Regions from separate parts of the Homo sapiens genome. Here region 2 is linked to region 1. A link is an interaction called in ENCODE POLR2A ChIA-PET data of the cell type or tissue named here. Cell type or tissue: PC-9. All regions are shown on one strand. Links, peaks and the distances in the headings refer to the core of each region. The heading gives the core; the rest is flanking DNA.

What was found. Peaks named below come from ENCODE experiments on the same cell type or tissue, not always from the same donor. Only the 100,000 strongest peaks of a DNase experiment are listed, where the experiment ranks them.
Region 2: POLR2A ChIA-PET joins it to region 1 with 11 read pairs; 8 of 35 experiments call an interaction of 5 or more read pairs at or near these places.

The regions. Positions count from the first base shown.
Region 1 is chr20:33,795,186-33,798,098 of GRCh38, forward strand. ZNF341-AS1 (ZNF341 antisense RNA 1) reads right to left here. Exons shown (of 4, transcript NR_110623.1): 2 at 2,733-2,810; 3 at 329-431. Among named protein-coding and RNA genes, the nearest start is that of ZNF341-AS1, 14 kb to the right of the region's middle. In PC-9, for the core only: no CTCF peak of the experiment used is centred there; DNase peaks (open chromatin) are centred at 1,526 and 1,926; H3K4me3 peaks cover 989 bases; H3K27ac peaks cover 2,500 bases.
Region 2 is chr20:33,723,041-33,725,953 of GRCh38, forward strand. No RefSeq gene overlaps it. Among named protein-coding and RNA genes, the nearest start is that of PXMP4, 4.2 kb to the left of the region's middle. In PC-9, for the core only: no CTCF peak of the experiment used is centred there; a DNase peak (open chromatin) is centred at 1,531; H3K27ac peaks cover 2,050 bases.

The sequences.
Region 1 (2,913 bases), core at 137-2,636:
GCATGTGCCTGTGATCCCAGCTACTTGGGAAGCCAAGGCAGGAGAATTTGTAGAATCCGGGAGACGGAGGTTGCAGTGAGCCGAGATCTCACCATTGCACTGCAGCCAGGGTGACAGAGTAAACTCATGGACAGACTCTTACTCTAAGAGTAAACTCTGTCTCAAAAAAAAAAAAAAAAAAAAAGAGAAAGATTACAGTCTTTGGTATCAAGCAGAGCTGGGTTTGAATTCTGGCTCTGCCCCCTCCTAGCTGTGTGACTATGGCGAGTCACTTCACCTTTCTGAACCTCAGTTTCCTTGTGTCAGTGTGGAGAATAATAGTACCTACCTGGCGAGGTTGATGTCACAATTCACGGAAATAATTCAGGTAAAGCAGAGATCACAAATTGGCCGCTCATGGCAGCCTCCAGACAGTTTGGCATTCACAGTGTCTGAAAAAGTAAGCCAACGTTTAAAAACAAATTTAAAATATACTACAGTGGTGAAGTGTCAGGAATGACACAAGGATGCCTGCTGTTATGACTCCAATATTACATTAGTGGCCTGGCCAGAATAATAGAGCAAGAAAAAGAAATAAATAGTATCAGGATTGGAAAGGGTGAGATAATAGCAAGGGTGCTGAAATAATAGCAAGATCAATATATACAAATCTACTATGCTCCTATACTCCAGAAGCAATTAGAAAATGTAAAAAATTGGGACATTTGGGCCAGGCGTGGTGGCTTACACCTGTAATCCCAGAACTCTGGCAGGCTGAGGTGGGTGGATCATGAGGTCAGGAGATTGAGACCAACCTGGCCAACGTGGCAAAACCCTGTCTCTACTAAAAAATACAAAAAATTAGCCGAGCATGGTGGTGCGTGCCTGTAATCCCAGCTACTCAGGAGGCTGAGGCTGGAGAATCACTTGAACTGGGGAGGTGAAGGTTGCAGTGAGCTGAGATCATGCCACTGCACTCCAGCCTGGGCAACGGAGTGAGACTCTGTCTCAAAATAAATAAATAAATATATAAATAAACAAAAAAACTCATTTCCTCTGATAAGTTTTCCTTGGCCAATCTGTGTAACATAGCCCCACCTCCATCATTCTCGAATTCCTTACCCTATTTTATTTTTATACGTCACCCTTGACATTATATTAGACATTTGTTTATTGTCTGTTGTCCTCATTAGAAACAAAAGGTCCACAAAGGCATCGACTTTTGTCTGTTTTGTTCCTGAAGTATCTACAGTGCTTAGACCTTCCCAGGAATTGTTCAATCAATATTTGTCGAATGAATAAACAACAGCACTTTGAGAGAAGAAGGCTCACTTTACCCACCCGCTCCTCTCACCCCAGGGAGACCAGAGAATCTGTCATGTAGACCGAGATATGACTGACCCAGGGTCCTGGGAAGTAATGTCTGATATAAAAGGATATCTTCCTTTGTTCAAAGAGGGAGCAGAGAATATCTGGGCCAAATGACTAAGGCAGGTGGCTTGGAAGTCTCGACAGAGCAGGTGGAAGTCGACAGAGCAGGTGTCCCTGTGGCCCAGGGAACTGGTTGGACTAGTTTTGTCTCCTTTGGGGAGGAAGGAGTGGAGGTGGCAGCTACGGGTGCTCCCAACCCCCAAGGCTGCCAGCAAGTGACCCCCCCACACACAAGGCTTTCAGGGCCTGAAGGGTGGTGATCAGGGAGGTGAGCAGGCTCCATCTAAGGATTGGCAGTGACTTCTTACTAGCTGAGGGTGCCTCAGGTAGGCTTAGGCACAGAACCCAACTTTAGGGCCTTGCGTCCTTTGAAGAATCACAGAGAATAAACAGGCCCAGGGAGAGAAAAGGTCTTGTCCAAAGTCTCATCAAGGCAAGGCTGCTTCCCAGGCCACTGCTACCTCAGTCCACTTATTTATTGATTAAATATTTCTTGAGTACCTATGACGTGCCAAGCATAGTTCTTTGATGATACATCATGAGCAAAACAATCATTTGTGGAGATCCTTTGTGGAGGAAGCAGAAGATAAACAACAAAGTAAATAAGTAAGTTATAGATGTTAGGAGGTGACGAGGACTATAGAGAAGGAAAAAAAGTAGAGGTGAGTAGAGGTTTTGAGAGTTTGGAGGGTGCTGGTGTGTTTGAGGAAGAGTAGAGGGGCCAGTGTGATTGGAGTGAGGCACTGGAAAGGGGGAGGGCAAGGAGGTGACAGGAAAATCATGACATCATGTAGGGACTTGAGGGACATTGAAAGGACTTTGGGTTTTACTTGAGGGACGTGGAGAGCCATTGGAGGATTGTGAGCATTCAGTGACTGGATCCGACATACATATGTATGTCCAGTGTCAAAACATATATATGTGTGTGTGTGTACATATATGTATATATATATGTGTGTGTATATATATATGTCAGATGTCAAAAAAATATATATATATAATTTTTTTTTTCCTGAGACAGAGTCTCTCTCTGTCACCCAGGCTGGAGTGCAGTGGCGTGATCTCAGCTCACTGCAACCTCCAACTCCCAGATTCAAGCGATTCTCGTGCCCCTGCCTCCTGAGACTACAGGTGCATGCCACCATGCCCAGCTAATTTTTGTATTTTTAGTAAAGATAGGGTTTCACCATGTTACCCAGGCTGGTCTTGAACTCCTGGCCTCAAGTGATCCGCCTGCCTCGGCCTCCCAAAATGCTGGGATTATAGGGATGAGCCACTGTGCCCAGCCAAACACATATTTTTTAAAGGATACCTCTGCTTACCATGTAGAGAATGAGCTGGAAGGAATAAAGATGGAGACAGGAAGGCCAATGAGGAAGAGTATTAGGTTCCTCTTGCTTCTGTAATAAAGAATCAGAAACTTAGTGGCTTAAACCAACACAGATCTTATCACTCTGGAGGTCAGAAGTCTGATATGGTTCCCACTGGACTAAAATCAAGTGT
Region 2 (2,913 bases), core at 312-2,811, 72 kb before region 1:
CTCCACCTCCCGGGTTCACGCCATTCTCCTGCCTCAGCCTCCCGAGCAGCTGGGACTACAGGTGCCCACCACCACGCTGGGCTAATTTTTTGTATTTTTAGTAGAGATGGGGTTTCATCATGTTAGCCAGGATGGTCTCGATCTCCTGACCTCGTGATCCGCCCGCCTCCGCCTCCCAAAGTGCTGGGATTATAGGCGTGAGCCACCGCGCCCGGCCCGAAAGTCCATCTTAAAAAAAAAAAAAAAAGTATGAGGAATGCTCAGGCCAATTATGGAGTGAAAGCTGGTAACCAGATGCTTAACGGGAAGATTGGGATATTGGAGCACCAAGGCTACTTATGACATGAGGGCGTTTACCAATATTAAACCTGCAAGTTTCAGCTTGTCAACCACACAGGGCAAGAGGGACACAAGTGAAAATCTAGGGCCTCCCCAGGTGGGGAGCCATATAGCAGATCTCCTCACATTAAGCTGAGCCCCAAAGGGTGTTGCCCTCAAGTCTAATGTGAAATGAATCCACTGCACAACCCACACCACCAGCCCCTAGGAACTACAGAAAAGGCTGCCTTGGTGCTAAGCAGAACAGCTGAAGGAGAAGGAAAGAGGAATTTTTTTTTTAAAGCTCTTCCTTAGGAAGTTGTGATCATTGATGAGTTTTTTTGTACCCCAGGGAGTAGAGCCTGATATAATAGATCAAGAAAGCTCAAGCTATGAACTGGGAACCTGGTTTGAGATGATAACCGAGTAGATGTGCTCTCCAAACCCTTGGCAAAAAGGAAATACAGGCCGGGCACAGTGGCTCGCGCCTGTAATCCCAGCACTTTGGGAGGCTGAGGCAGGTGGATCACCTGAGGTCGGGAGTTCGAGACCAGCTTGGCCAACATGGTGAAACCTCATCTCTACTAAAAATACAAAAATTAGCTGGGCATGGTGGTGCGCGCCTGTAGTCCCAGTCACACAGGAGGCTGAGGCAGGAGAATCGCTTGAACCCGGGAGGCAGAGGTTGCAGTGAGCCGAGATCATGCCACTGCACTCCAGCCTGCCAACAGAGCAAGACTTCGTCTCAAAAAGAAAAAAAAGAAGAAAAAAAAAAGCAAAAATTAGCCCAGCATGGTGGCAGGCACCTGTAGTCCCAGCTACTCGGGAGGCTGAGGCATGAGAATCACTTGAACTCAGAAGACGAAGGGTGCAGTGAGCCAAGATGGCACCACTGCACTCCAGCGTGGGCGACAGAGCAAGACTCCATCTCAAAAAAAAAAAAAATTGTGCTCACGAAATTTAAAACTTAAAAAAATCAATATTGGGAGCAAAAAACTATTTATTTCATGGCAGATTTGAAAAGGAACCAAACAGAATTTCTAGAAATCTACTTCTACTGCTCCCATGAGGAGTCAGTCACAAAGTCCTGACATACGGCCCGGCATCAGAAGGTGTTTCGAAACTATTTGGTTTGGCAAGTTCTTCCTGGGTGCTCTCTTTTGCTAAGTACTTTCTCACATAGTTGAATAAGTTTCTGCCCTCAAGGGGCCCTGCAGGGTGCTAAGGATAGAGTTGCAATAATGGGGACGCTTATTATCTGGTGACCTTTTTAATTTTACGTAACTCTGAGTTCCTCAGTGCAGGGCCTGTTTGTTCACCTTTGCCCAGTAAGCACTTACAGAGAGTACAGTACTGAGTACTGCCTGTGGGCCAGGGATTGTTTCCTGAGTGCTTTCTTTTCTTTCTTTCTTTCTTTTTTTTTTTTTCTTTGAGACACAGTCTTGCTCTGTCACGCAGGCTGGAGTGCAGTGTGGCGTGATCTTGGCTCACTGCAACCTCCGCCTCCCAGGTTCAAGCCATTCTGCTGCCTCAGCCTCCTGAGTAGCTGCGATTACAGGCACCCACCACCACGCCCAGCTAATTTTTGTATTTTTAGTAGAAATGAGGTTTCACCATGTTGATCAGGCCGGTCTTGAACTCCTGACCTCAAGTGATCCTCCCGCCTGGACCTCCTAAAGTCACCGCGCCTGGCCCTAACCTTTTTTTTTTTTTGAGACAAGAGTCTTGCTCTGTTGCGCCCAGGCTGGAGTGCAGTGGCGCAATCTCGGCTCACCGCAACCTCTGCCTCTCAGGTTCAAGTGATTCTCCTGCCTCAGCCTCCCTAGTAGCTGGGATTACAGGTGCCCGTCACCATGTCCAGCTAATTTTTTTTTTTTGTATTTTTAGTAGAGATAGGGTTTCACTGTGTTGGCCTGGCTGGTCTTGAACTCCTGACCTTGCCAAACTCCAAGGCCCACCTCAGCCTCTCAAAGTGCTGGGATTACAAGCCTGAGCCACTGTGCCTGGCCGGACCTCGTTTAACCTTAATTAGCTCTTTATTTATTTATTTATTTATTTATTATTTGAGACAGAATCTTGCTCTGTCACCCAGGCTGGACTGCAGTGGCGCATCTGCCTCCCGGGTTCAAGTGATTCTCTTGCCTCAACCTCCCGAGTAACTGCGATTACAGGTGCGCGCCACCATGCCCAGCTAATTTTTGTACTTTTAGTAGAAACAGGGTTTCACCATGTTGGCCAGGCTGGTCTTGAACTCCCGACCTCAGCTAATCCACCCACCTCAGCCTCCCAAAGTGCTGGGATTACAAGCATGAGCCATCGCACCCGGCCCCTTAATTAGCTCTTTAAAGACTCAGGTTACAGTTACATTCTGAGGTACTAGGGGCTAGGACATCAACGTATGAATTTTGTGGGGAAGACACAATTCAATCCATAACAGCCACATGCTTTGCTGCTTACTACCAACACCAACCAACCTAACAAGATGTCAGGACCCAGCATTGCCTTGTGTGTCAGCACATTCTTCCCCTTGTAGCTGGGAGTCTGATTTAAGCATGAGATTCTTCCCTCCCCACAGAGAAGTTAATTTTTCTGGGG